Regions from separate parts of the Homo sapiens genome. Here region 2 is linked to region 1. Evidence: read pairs that join two places in POLR2A ChIA-PET (ENCODE). Cell type or tissue: PC-9. All regions are shown on one strand. Links, peaks and the distances in the headings refer to the core of each region. The heading gives the core; the rest is flanking DNA. Region 1 overlaps HADHA (hydroxyacyl-CoA dehydrogenase trifunctional multienzyme complex subunit alpha). Region 2 overlaps KIF3C (kinesin family member 3C).

What was found. ChIA-PET counts read pairs that join two places held together with the same protein. Peaks named below come from ENCODE experiments on the same cell type or tissue, not always from the same donor. Only the 100,000 strongest peaks of a DNase experiment are listed, where the experiment ranks them.
Region 2: POLR2A ChIA-PET joins it to region 1 with 12 read pairs; 2 of 35 experiments call an interaction of 5 or more read pairs at or near these places.

Annotation. Positions count from the first base shown.
Region 1 is chr2:26,190,593-26,195,963 of GRCh38, reverse strand. HADHA (hydroxyacyl-CoA dehydrogenase trifunctional multienzyme complex subunit alpha) reads left to right here. Exons shown (of 20, transcript NM_000182.5): 15 at 732-872; 16 at 1,326-1,394; 17 at 2,192-2,387; 18 at 3,540-3,654; 19 at 4,336-4,481; 20 at 4,569-5,329. The coding sequence ends at 4,714. It also overlaps a transcript of GAREM2 not described here. Among named protein-coding and RNA genes, the nearest start is that of GAREM2, 20 kb to the right of the region's middle. In PC-9, for the core only: no CTCF peak of the experiment used is centred there; no DNase peak of the experiment used is centred there.
Region 2 is chr2:25,935,926-25,941,296 of GRCh38, reverse strand. All of the region lies in intron 5 of KIF3C (kinesin family member 3C), which reads left to right. Among named protein-coding and RNA genes, the nearest start is that of KIF3C, 44 kb to the left of the region's middle. In PC-9, for the core only: no CTCF peak of the experiment used is centred there; no DNase peak of the experiment used is centred there; H3K27ac peaks cover 859 bases.

The DNA.
Region 1 (5,371 bases), core at 259-5,258:
CAGTTCTGTTGGGAAGACTATGTAACTGTTAGCTCAATGAGGGGTTTCTCTGAAACCTTAGCACGCATCAGAATCACCAGGAGGGATTATTAAAACAAATCTGGGCCCCACCCATGGAGTTTCTGATTCAGTAGGGCTGGGCTAGGCCTGAGAATGTGCAGGCCTAACGCTCCCAGGTGATGACAGTGCTTGTTGGGTCCGGGTACTACACTTGGAGAACTGCTGGTTTAATGAGTCTTAAGTGCATCTGACTGTTGAGGAGTGTTAGTTAAACCTAGTATCCTGGTGGTGAGACCCATCTGTGTAAAATGCAAATACTTCTCTGACAGCCCAACACATTAATTCTTCTGCCTGCCCCACCCCCGCCCAAAAAAACTGGATCCTCTTATCTAAACCATCAGTATCATTAATATAAGTGGAACCTTCATCCGTCGTTCCCCAATAAATCTAGTTTGGCCTCGAGCTGTGGTTTTGGCACTGATTGTTGGGAGGATCAGATGTCTGTAGTGAAAAACCTTAGAAGCAAATGGAAGAGGAGGATTCCAATGTGCTCTCCCTAAACATACTAAACTTTTATCAAAGACCCATGGAACCAAACCACTCAGCTATGTCAAGCAGTATTCCTATATCACAGCCACCTTTCTTTCTAGTGTTTTCCTAGCAGAGAAGGAATGCTCTCAGGTTCCTCACCCGCATTCTCCGATCTGTTGGCTTTTGGTTCCCCTTGCCAGGTGATTGGCATGCACTACTTCTCTCCCGTGGACAAGATGCAGCTGCTGGAGATTATCACGACCGAGAAAACTTCCAAAGACACCAGTGCTTCAGCTGTAGCAGTTGGTCTCAAGCAGGGGAAGGTCATCATTGTGGTTAAGGTAAGGGGCTGTATAACAGAGCTGCAGAGTTTTTGAAAAGTTCTAATAAGACTCCTTTTACCTCCAGGCTTGTTTATAAATATTCTGGGGCAAATGACCAGACTTTGATATGATTTTCCCCTGGGTTGTCTCCAGGATGGACGGTGGTATTGACTGTCCCACTGAGTCAAGGTGGGAGTGGGGAGTATCTAGGATGTGGCAGGGTTCTCCCAGCCATCCCAGACCTTGAAGGTGACCATGAAACTATCTGCTGTACTGTTTGATTCAAGCCAGGCTACCCCTAGTACGGCTTCCCCTGCAATTTCATTTTTAAGGATTCTGATTGAGATTTTAAGTCACCTTAAGTTTTACAGTGACTTTCAAATGACTTTGAAGTGACCCTGGGAAAGGTAGAGTGTTTCAGACTCAGTCCCAGCAGCAGGGCCAGGGAGCTCATGTTCTCTTCCTTGGCAGGATGGACCTGGCTTCTATACTACCAGGTGTCTTGCGCCCATGATGTCTGAAGTCATCCGAATCCTCCAGGTTGGTATTGCTCTCCAGAGTGTTTGCGGCATCTTCCACTCCTTCAGTCACTCTAAAACTCATGATGTCAAGATAAGGACCAAGCTTCCTTCTGATACACCAACTCCTGCTCTTGTCTAGGAAGGTCCCTGGTGCCCTCTCTCTGCACAGCAGTCGGAAGTTGGGCTTATACTGCACTGAAAGGGGCAGAGCTTTCCCTCTGCCCCACAGCCTCCTCACTGTTCCAGCAAGCTAAAGGCACCCCACCCCCCAGCATGTCTTCTATGCTGTTTCTGCACCTCTCTGAGGCAGGGACCATCCAGAACAGGGCCCGCTTGGTTCAACTGGTGCTGCATCTGTTTCCACAGCACACAGACCTCTCCAGTAGCCATCGAGGTCATTCTGGCAGGAAAGGAGAGGGATCCTCCTCGCTGGGCACTTACCCAGACTTGGGGATCACAGGGCTCTGAGTGCTCCTCTTTGATGATGTTTCTTCTGTTGGTCATGACACACTCAGCCGTCTGTCATGCAATCTCCTTATTATTGAGATTCAGAAATGCAAACAAGAAGAAAATGAAGAATTTAGTCATCTCTAAACGTCCTTAAAGTGCTGTAGATTAGAGAAGGCTCAGACTTTCCACTTGTGGCCCCAAACTTCTTTGTGCTTCCCTGAATGAAATAGCACCAGTCCTGGGCCTGGTCAGGTGACACTCAGAAGTGGGTTTTACACAAGGCAGTGTTTGGAGCCAGTACAGGGAGCCCTTTGGGGGGATTTGGGCTGCCCTTCCCCTGAGGTCCCTGCATCGCTTCCTGTTCAGGAAGGAGTTGACCCGAAGAAGCTGGATTCCCTGACCACAAGCTTTGGCTTTCCTGTGGGTGCCGCCACACTGGTGGATGAAGTTGGTGTGGATGTAGCGAAACATGTGGCGGAAGATCTGGGCAAAGTCTTTGGGGAGCGGTTTGGAGGTGGAAACCCAGAACTGCTGACACAGATGGTGTCCAAGGGCTTCCTAGGTGAGTAGCCTCAAGGAAACATAACTAGCACCATTAGTTACAAAGTTCTAAGCAGTTCCTGAGACCAAAGAGTTACAGAAGCCCTCGTGGAAGAAAGTTTTCTAAACACAGAGCCCTTATCACTGGCGATTTCAAAAATGATTTTATGAGTCAGGTGCGGTAGCAACCACTTATGGTCTTAGCTGCTTAGGAGGCTGAGGTGGGAGGATCGCTTGAGCCCAGAAGTGTGAGGCCAGCCTGGGCAACATGGCGAGGCCCCTTCTCAAAAAAAAAAAAAAAAAAAGATGTCATGTGAACCTTCTAAGGGCTAGGACTATAGATTATGGACAAAAGGCAGAGTTCTACCCTTCTGGGGCTCTAGCATCACCTGGTCCAAGTTATGCCAGATGGACAAGCATTTTTATCCCCCAGAGATGAAATCTGCAATAGTGCAGAAGCAAGCTCTGCATCCGGGCTTTACCATGCTGTCTGGCCACCTGTGAGGAGAATGTATAAGCTCACCATACACAGTATACAGTTGAGGCCCACAGAGAAGTGACTTTCTGTCTTGGCAAAACAGCAAAATCAGCATTACAACCTGGGTGTTCTAGGACCCGGTGCTGCATATGGGGATGTTAAAACTCACCCAGGTGGCCTTTCTCATCCATGTACACAGATGCCCAAGCTCCGGGTCACAAGATCTTCTTTCCTTCTCTGCCCACTCTTCTGACAAAGACTAATTTGCTAGGGTTAGCTAGACATACAAATTCAGGAATTCAGAAGAGGCCAGAGCTTTATAATAGACCAACAGAGACAAGAATTCTCAGGTCAGGGTCTTTTTTGTTTGTTTTTTGTTTTTTTTTGAGACAGAGTCTCACACTGTTGCCCAGGCTGGAGTGCAGTGGCATAATCTCGTCTCCACCTCCCGGGTTCAAGCGATCCTCCTGCTTCGCCCAGCTAATTTTTGTATTTTTAGTAGAGATGGGGTTTCACCATGTTGGCCAGGCTGGTCTCAAACTCCTGACCTCAAATGATCCTCCGCCTCGGCCTCCCAAAGTGCTGGGATTACAGGCGTGAGCCACCACGCCTGGCCAGGCCAGGGTTCTGAGAACAAATAGTAACACTCCCTCCCTGAGAACAAATAGTAACACTCCCTTTTCTTGCCTGTTTTAGGTCGTAAATCTGGGAAGGGCTTTTACATCTATCAGGAGGGTGTGAAGAGGAAGGATTTGAATTCTGACATGGATAGTATTTTAGCGAGTCTGAAGCTGCCTCCTAAGTCTGAAGTGTAAGTCCGTTTGAGTGGCTAATGCCTGGAAATTGACTTTCTCTGACAGCCCAAAGCTTCCCAGCCCCTCTTCCATTTTTTTTTTTTTTTAATACTTTAAGTCCTGGGATACATGTGCAGGTTTGTTACATAGGTATACACGTGCCATGGTGCTGTCTTCCATTTTCTTTGTGACCACCATACCTGAACAGGAGGACCACTCCTGATGCTGGCATGGTGCTTTCCAAGTGGAAGGCCCTCGCACGTGCTCCTTGGTCTCTGCCCAGCATCTAGGTGAGAACCAGGCCACGTCTGGTGAAGGCCCTCCCCTGCTCCAGCCTTCTCTGGCAAGTTCCCAGAGAGCCGCTGGAAGGACAGATTCTCCTTGGCCCCTTCACCCTCCCAGATCTTTATTATCATTTGTGAGCAGCTGACTGTTGCTGATGTCAAAGAGATACTGATTATCTTCTCGGCACCAGGCCCTGTTCTAGGTGCTCAGTTTCATGTTAATTAGGGCAAGTTACTCTCCACTTTTTCCATGGGAAAGTTTGGTTCACCCAGGCAGCATCTTCTCTGAGGGCCAGCACCAACCGGCCCACAGAGCTCCCCATGCACCCATCCCGACTTCCATTCTGCATCTGCGGCTCTGGCTTTCCTCCCCTTTTCCTCTTCTTCTACCTAAACATCTCTTTCTGTTGGCAGCTCATCAGACGAAGACATCCAGTTCCGCCTGGTGACAAGATTTGTGAATGAGGCAGTCATGTGCCTGCAAGAGGGGATCTTGGCCACACCTGCAGAGGGAGACATCGGAGCCGTCTTTGGGCTTGGCTTCCCGCCTTGTCTGGGAGGTTGGTCTCGCAGGTTGGGAAGGAAGCTCACTTTAGCCTGGAGCCCGTGTTGCGTCTCCTTCAACGAAGTCCTCTTTCTCTATTCAGGGCCTTTCCGCTTTGTGGATCTGTATGGCGCCCAGAAGATAGTGGACCGGCTCAAGAAATATGAAGCTGCCTATGGAAAACAGTTCACCCCATGCCAGCTGCTAGCTGACCATGCTAACAGCCCTAACAAGAAGTTCTACCAGTGAGCAGGCCTCATGCCTCGCTCAGTCAGTGCACTAACCCCAGCTGCCGGCAGTGCTGGTTCTCCAACAGAGTGGTGTCTAGATTTATCAGAGTAACGAGAAGACAAACTCCGGCACTGGGTTTGCTCCCTGATTAAAGTGCCTTCAGCCAAGACCATCTCTCCCTCCTGGTGAAGTGTGACTTCGAATTAGTTTGCACTTCCTGTTGGAAGGTAGAGCCCACTGCTCATTGTATAAGCCCCGAGGCCTAGAGTGGCAGCCAAGAGCCATCTGAAGCCACCTCTCTGCCTGTTCCTCCCAAGAGGCCAGGGTGGCCAGGGGTGGTGAGGGCAGTTCTGCACCCAGCCAAACACATAACAATAAAAACCAAACTCTGTGTCAGCATCTTTGCCCTTCTGGTTTAAACGCCTCCTTCAAAAAGCAATCTGGAAGAAAGCCCTGTGCTTTGGGGGAGTAAGAATGTGTGTGCAGAATTCTAGGCAGCACCTTAGGGAGGGACTGGGATGAGAGAAAGTGGGACCTGGTGGGCTCAACCACACACACCTGTCTGTGCAGATGCTTTGCCCAGGCTTCTCACCACGGTGTACCGGGATATTAAACCTCTTTCCCCAGCCTGGATTTCCTCATTGTGTGATCTTACCCATTTCTTTTCTGGGTGTG
Region 2 (5,371 bases), core at 310-5,309, 250 kb after region 1:
GGTCTCACTGTGTTGCCCAGGCTGGAATGCAGTGGCACAATCATGGCTCACTACAGCCTTGACCTTCTGGGCTCAAGTGATCCTCCTGCTTCAACTTCCCGAGTAGCTTAGACCACAGTACAGACATGGACCACCATACCCAGCTAATTTGCTTTCATTTTTAGTAGAGACGGGGGTCTCACTATGTTGCCTAGGCTGGTCTCGAACTCCTGAGCTCAAGTGAACTCCTCCCAAAGTGCTGGGTTACAAGCGTAAGCCACTGTGCCCAGCCCCTAGATTCTTTTTAAAGGCATCATGGTGCAGTAGAGAGAGACTAGACTTTGGATTTAGAACATTCTGAATTTGGCCGGGTGTGGTGGCCCACGCCTGTAATCCCAGCACTTTGGGAGGCTGAGACGGGCAGATAACCTGAGGTCAGGAGTTTGAGGCCAGCCTGGCCAACATGGTGAAACCCCGTCTCTACTAAAAATACAAAAACTAGCCGCGTGTGGTAGTGGGCGCCTATAATCCCAGCTACCCAGAGGCTGAGGTAGGAGGAGAATCGCTTGAACCTGGGAGGCGGGGGTTGCAGTGAGCTGAGATCGCACCACTGCACTCCAGCCTGAGCAACAGAGCGAGACTCAAAAAAAAAAAAAAAAAAAAAAAAGAACATTCTGAATTCTAGCCCCTGCTCTGCCACTTACTAGTGGCCTTGAGTAAGTTTTTTTCTGTTGTTTTTTTGTTTTTTGAGATGGAGTCTCACTCTGTCGCCCAGGCTGGAGTACAGTGGCGTGATCTCAGCTCACTGCAACCCCCACTCCTGGGTTCAAGCGATTCTTCCGCCTCAGCCTCCAGAGTAGCTGGGATTACAGGCATACGCCACCACACCTGGCTAATTTTTGTATTTTTAGTAGAGATGGGGTTTCAACATGTTGGCCAGGCTGGTCTCAAACCCCTGACCTCAGGTTATCCACCCGCCTCAGCCTCCCAAACTGCTAGGATTACAGGCGTGAGCCACCATGCGCCTGGCCTTGAGTAAGTTTTTTTAACCTCTCTGAACCCAAATTTTTTCATCTGTAAAGTGGGGATAACAATATGTACCTTGCAGGACTGTCAAGGTTGAAATGAAATAATGTAAGGTTCCAGGCCTGTGCCTGGTGCGGAGGAGATGATCAATGAAGAGTTGCACTCACACTGATAAACCAATATTCTAATTATGGGGACTCTGGAGAAACCGGCCTGCTCTATCCCTTAGAAGTGCCCTACAAGGGCAGTTTGACTTTATGTTTTTGTTTTAGATGTTGATTTTTTGTTAAACTGCCTCTGGGTTTATTTTATTTATTTATTTATTTTCATTTTTATTTTTTTGAGACAGAGTTTTACTCTGTCACCCGGGCTGGAGTACAGTGGCACGATCTTGGCTCACTGCAACCTCCACCTCACAGGTTCAAGCGATTCTTGTGCCTCAGCCTCCTGAGTAGCTGGGATTATAGGGGTGCACCACCATGCCCAGCTAATTTTTGTATTTTAGTAGAGGCAGGGTTTCAATGTTGGCCAGGCTGGTCTTGAACTCCTGACCTCAGGTAATCCATCTGCCTCGGCCTCCCAAAAGTGCTGGGCTTACAGGTGTAAGCCACCTCACCCAGGCTCTGCCTCTGGGTTTAAAGAGAGAGTGTTTCTTGCTATAAATAGAATCAGGAAAGAAAGTTAAACTGGTTTTGTCACAGAGGCAAAGTTCACCCCAGTAAGAACATTCCTAGCTCTGCGTTGAGTCCCTGGATTTCTTCACAGACCTGTGAGAATTGAAGACAGTGTGAAGCAGGGAGCAGTTGCAGCTTCCCAGGCGGGTCGGGGACAGCATGGAGGGGAAATGGGAAGGCTGAGAGTTCAGACAAGCAGGGCAGTGGAACAAGGTGGACAGATGGCCTACCAGGAGAAAGCAGCCAGATCGAAGAGGAAAGCCTGACTGTCAGTGTTGAATGCACAGGAAGGAACTAGAAGGAAACACACCCGATGATGTCGGATGCCTGCTTTCAGAACAAGAGGGGGAGGCCAGCCGCGGTGGCTCACACCTGTAATCCCAGCACTTTGGGAGGCCAAGGCAGGTGGATCACTTCAGGCCAGGAGTTCGAGACCAGCCTGGCCAACATGGCAAAACCCCGTCTCTACTAAAAATACAAAAATTAGCTAGATGTGATGGCTGTCACCTGTAATCCCAGCTACTTGAATCTGGGAGGCAGAGGTTGCAGTGTGCCAAGATCTTGCCACGGCACTCCAGCCTGGGTGACAGAGTGAGGAAGGGAGGGAGAGAGGGAGAGCAGGAAGGAAGGAGAGGAAGGAGAGGGGAAAGGAAGTGATCAAACAGCCAGGAAAGAGAATGATGTCAACCCCTGAGATGGAGCTGAGAGATGACTTTTTAATATTAAAGGGGAAAAAATGATAGTAGCCAATTACGGAGGGAGGGTCCTAGGAGAACGCGTCAGATGTACTGCACGCAGGATAACTGTGGTTGTGGGGCCCTGCTGGGAGGGGTGCTTAAAGGGAGGGGTGCATAAACGCAGACCCAGGCCTCAGCTCCGGGCTGCCAAAACCTGCTTCCTACAGAGGATCAATCATGGAAAGTAGGCCTGGGGCAGAAGAGGGAGCCGATGGGAAGGTCGGTGCCCCAATTACAGACTCCCTTCCCCCAACCCTTCTCTCCCACATGCCACCCAGAATAGCCCTGGCATCTTTATTGGGTCAGGCTGCCAATTTGCGCTGATCCTCTGCTCACCCAGCCCTGTCCCTCTGTCCTGTTCCCAGCGCCTGAGCTTTCAAAGGCACTCACTGGCCCATCTGTTCTGGCCCAGTGTCCTCCTGAGAGATGATACTAGAGTCCTTGGGGGGAACCCCCACCCTGTGGCATAGAATGAGGTGTTGCCCGATTCAAAAATTTCACAAAATAATTTTTTTTTTTTTTTGAGACTCAGACTCACTCTGTCGCCCAGGCTGAAATGCAGTGGCACGATCTCAGCTCACTGAAACCTCCATCTCCCAGGTTCAAGCAATTCTCTGAGTAACCTCCTCAGTAGCTGGGGTTACAGGTATGTGCCATGCTCAGCTAATTTTTGTATTTTTGGTAGAGAGGGGGTTTTACCAAATTGGCCAGGCTGGTCTTGAACTCCTGACCTCAGGTGATCCACCTGTCTTGTCCTCCTAAAGTGTTGGGATTACAGGTGTGAGCCACTGTGCCCAGCCACAAAATAATAATAATTTTTTTTTTTTGAGACAGAGTCTCGCTCTGTCACCCAGGCTGGAATGCAGTGGCATGATCTCGGTTCACTCAACCTCCGCCTCCCAGGTTGAAGTGATTCTCTCACCTCAGCATCCTGAATAGCTGGGACTACAGGTGCATGCTACCACACCCAGCTAATTTTTATATTTTTAGTAGAGTCCGGGTTTCACCATGTTGGCCAGGCTGGTCTTGAACTCCTGACCTCAGGTAATCCACCTGCCTCAGCCTCCCAAAGTGTGGGATTACAGGCGTGCCGTGAGCCACCACACCTGGCCAATAATAATTTTAAAAGGAGTATATGGGAAGATTCAGATTCCTAGTCTCTCCCTAATTGCATGACCTTGGACACAAAAGGCGCTGCACCTCCCTGAGCCTCAGTCTTCTTTGCTCTATCCACACCTCCGGAGGTTGTTAAGTTCAGATGAACTGTGTAGAAGCACGTTGTAAATAAGTTGCCATTTTCCTAATTTTCCCACTCCCCTCTTAGAGGGGATGGCTCTGCATTTCCAGCAGCGTCTGCAGCAGGACTGTCTCCTTGCTGCCACTGCCACTGAGGCTGCCTCTCCTCACGGGCACGCCTCCCGGCATCCTGTAAGCTCAGCTGCAGACCCAGCTGGGGCTTCTGGAGCCTTATCTTTCCTTGTTTTCATCTATAGAGAGGGTCAGCAGGGACCACTAATGGGGTACGGCACCTTTTTATATGCATCATAAACTAAACCACAAGAATGTTATTTCCCATCACTGCCAGCTGCAGAAGGCAGCCATTGTTCTGTGGGCCCCTGCACAGCTTGTTCTGCTGTTCAAGGACAGAATGTCCTAAGCTTTGAGTTACTCGGCCTGTTTCTTCTCCTCTTCCAACTGTCGCCTTTTGACTTTTATCCTTGCTCATTTCATTTGTATCCCCACTTGAAATTAGCAAGTGGAATTGAAAATAAATCATAATCACAGCTGCCATGTGTTAAGCCCTGTGGCAGGTGTACTGTGCTAAGTGCTTGTCTTGTTTAATCTCAGAAATTCTGTATGATAGGGATGATATATCTGAGGCTCAGAGATAGTAAGCCACTTCCCCAAGTAAAAGAGCTTGAAGGGGCAGAGCCAGCATTCAAACCCAGGTCTGCCTTACTCCAAAACCTGTGTTCTTTTATTTTTTTAAATGGAAGTAGCTTTCTTGTTTTCTTTCCTTTCTTTTTTCTGTTTGTTTTTGTTCAGGGTAGTAAAAGTATTTTAATAATCCATCACACTCACCAAATTGCTGAAAGTGAATAGCACTCAATGAGCTCTCTAGGATGTAGACCAATGGAAACTTCCATAAGTGTAATCACTTTGAAAAGCAATTGACAATATCAAGTAAAGCTGAAAATCCACATACCCTGCAATGCAACACTTCCATTCCTGGATCCATACCCCAGGGAAAATGTTAAATATAAGCATGAAAATACCTTTAGAAATGTTCACAGCAGCATTCTTTACAAAACTGGATGGCAGGCATACAGATACATATTTCCTGTAGATGTTTGAACTAATTAATTAGTATAAAGTTATACATATTCATTGTAAAAAAATTTTTGAGATATTGCAGAAAGGCAGAGAGAAAATAAAAATCACCCATAATCACACAATTCAAAGATTATAACTGTCAACATTTTGTTGAATATCTAGACTTTTTCCTAAGCAGACACACACACACGCATTTCCTTAAAACTGGCCAGGTATGCTGGCTTATGCCTGTAATCCCAACACTTGGGGACACTGAGGCTGGGGGATCACTTGAGGCCAGGAGTTTGAGACCAGCCTGGACAACATAGCGAGACCCCATCTCTACAAAAAATTTAAAAATACAAACAAAAACTTCATCTTTTTATTTGCTCTTTTATTAATATATTGTGGCAGTCTTTCTGCATGTATGTAGAGCCACACACAAATTTTTTTGTTTTGTTTTGTTTTGTTTTTTTTTTTTGAGACTGAGTCTCACTCTGTTGTCCAGGCTGGAGTGTAGTGGCGTGATGTTGGCTCACTACAACCTCCGCCTCCCGGGTTCAAGCGATTCTCCAGTCTCAGCCTCCCGAGTAGCTGGGACTACAGGTGTGTGCCAGCGTGCCTGGCTAATTTTTTTTTTTT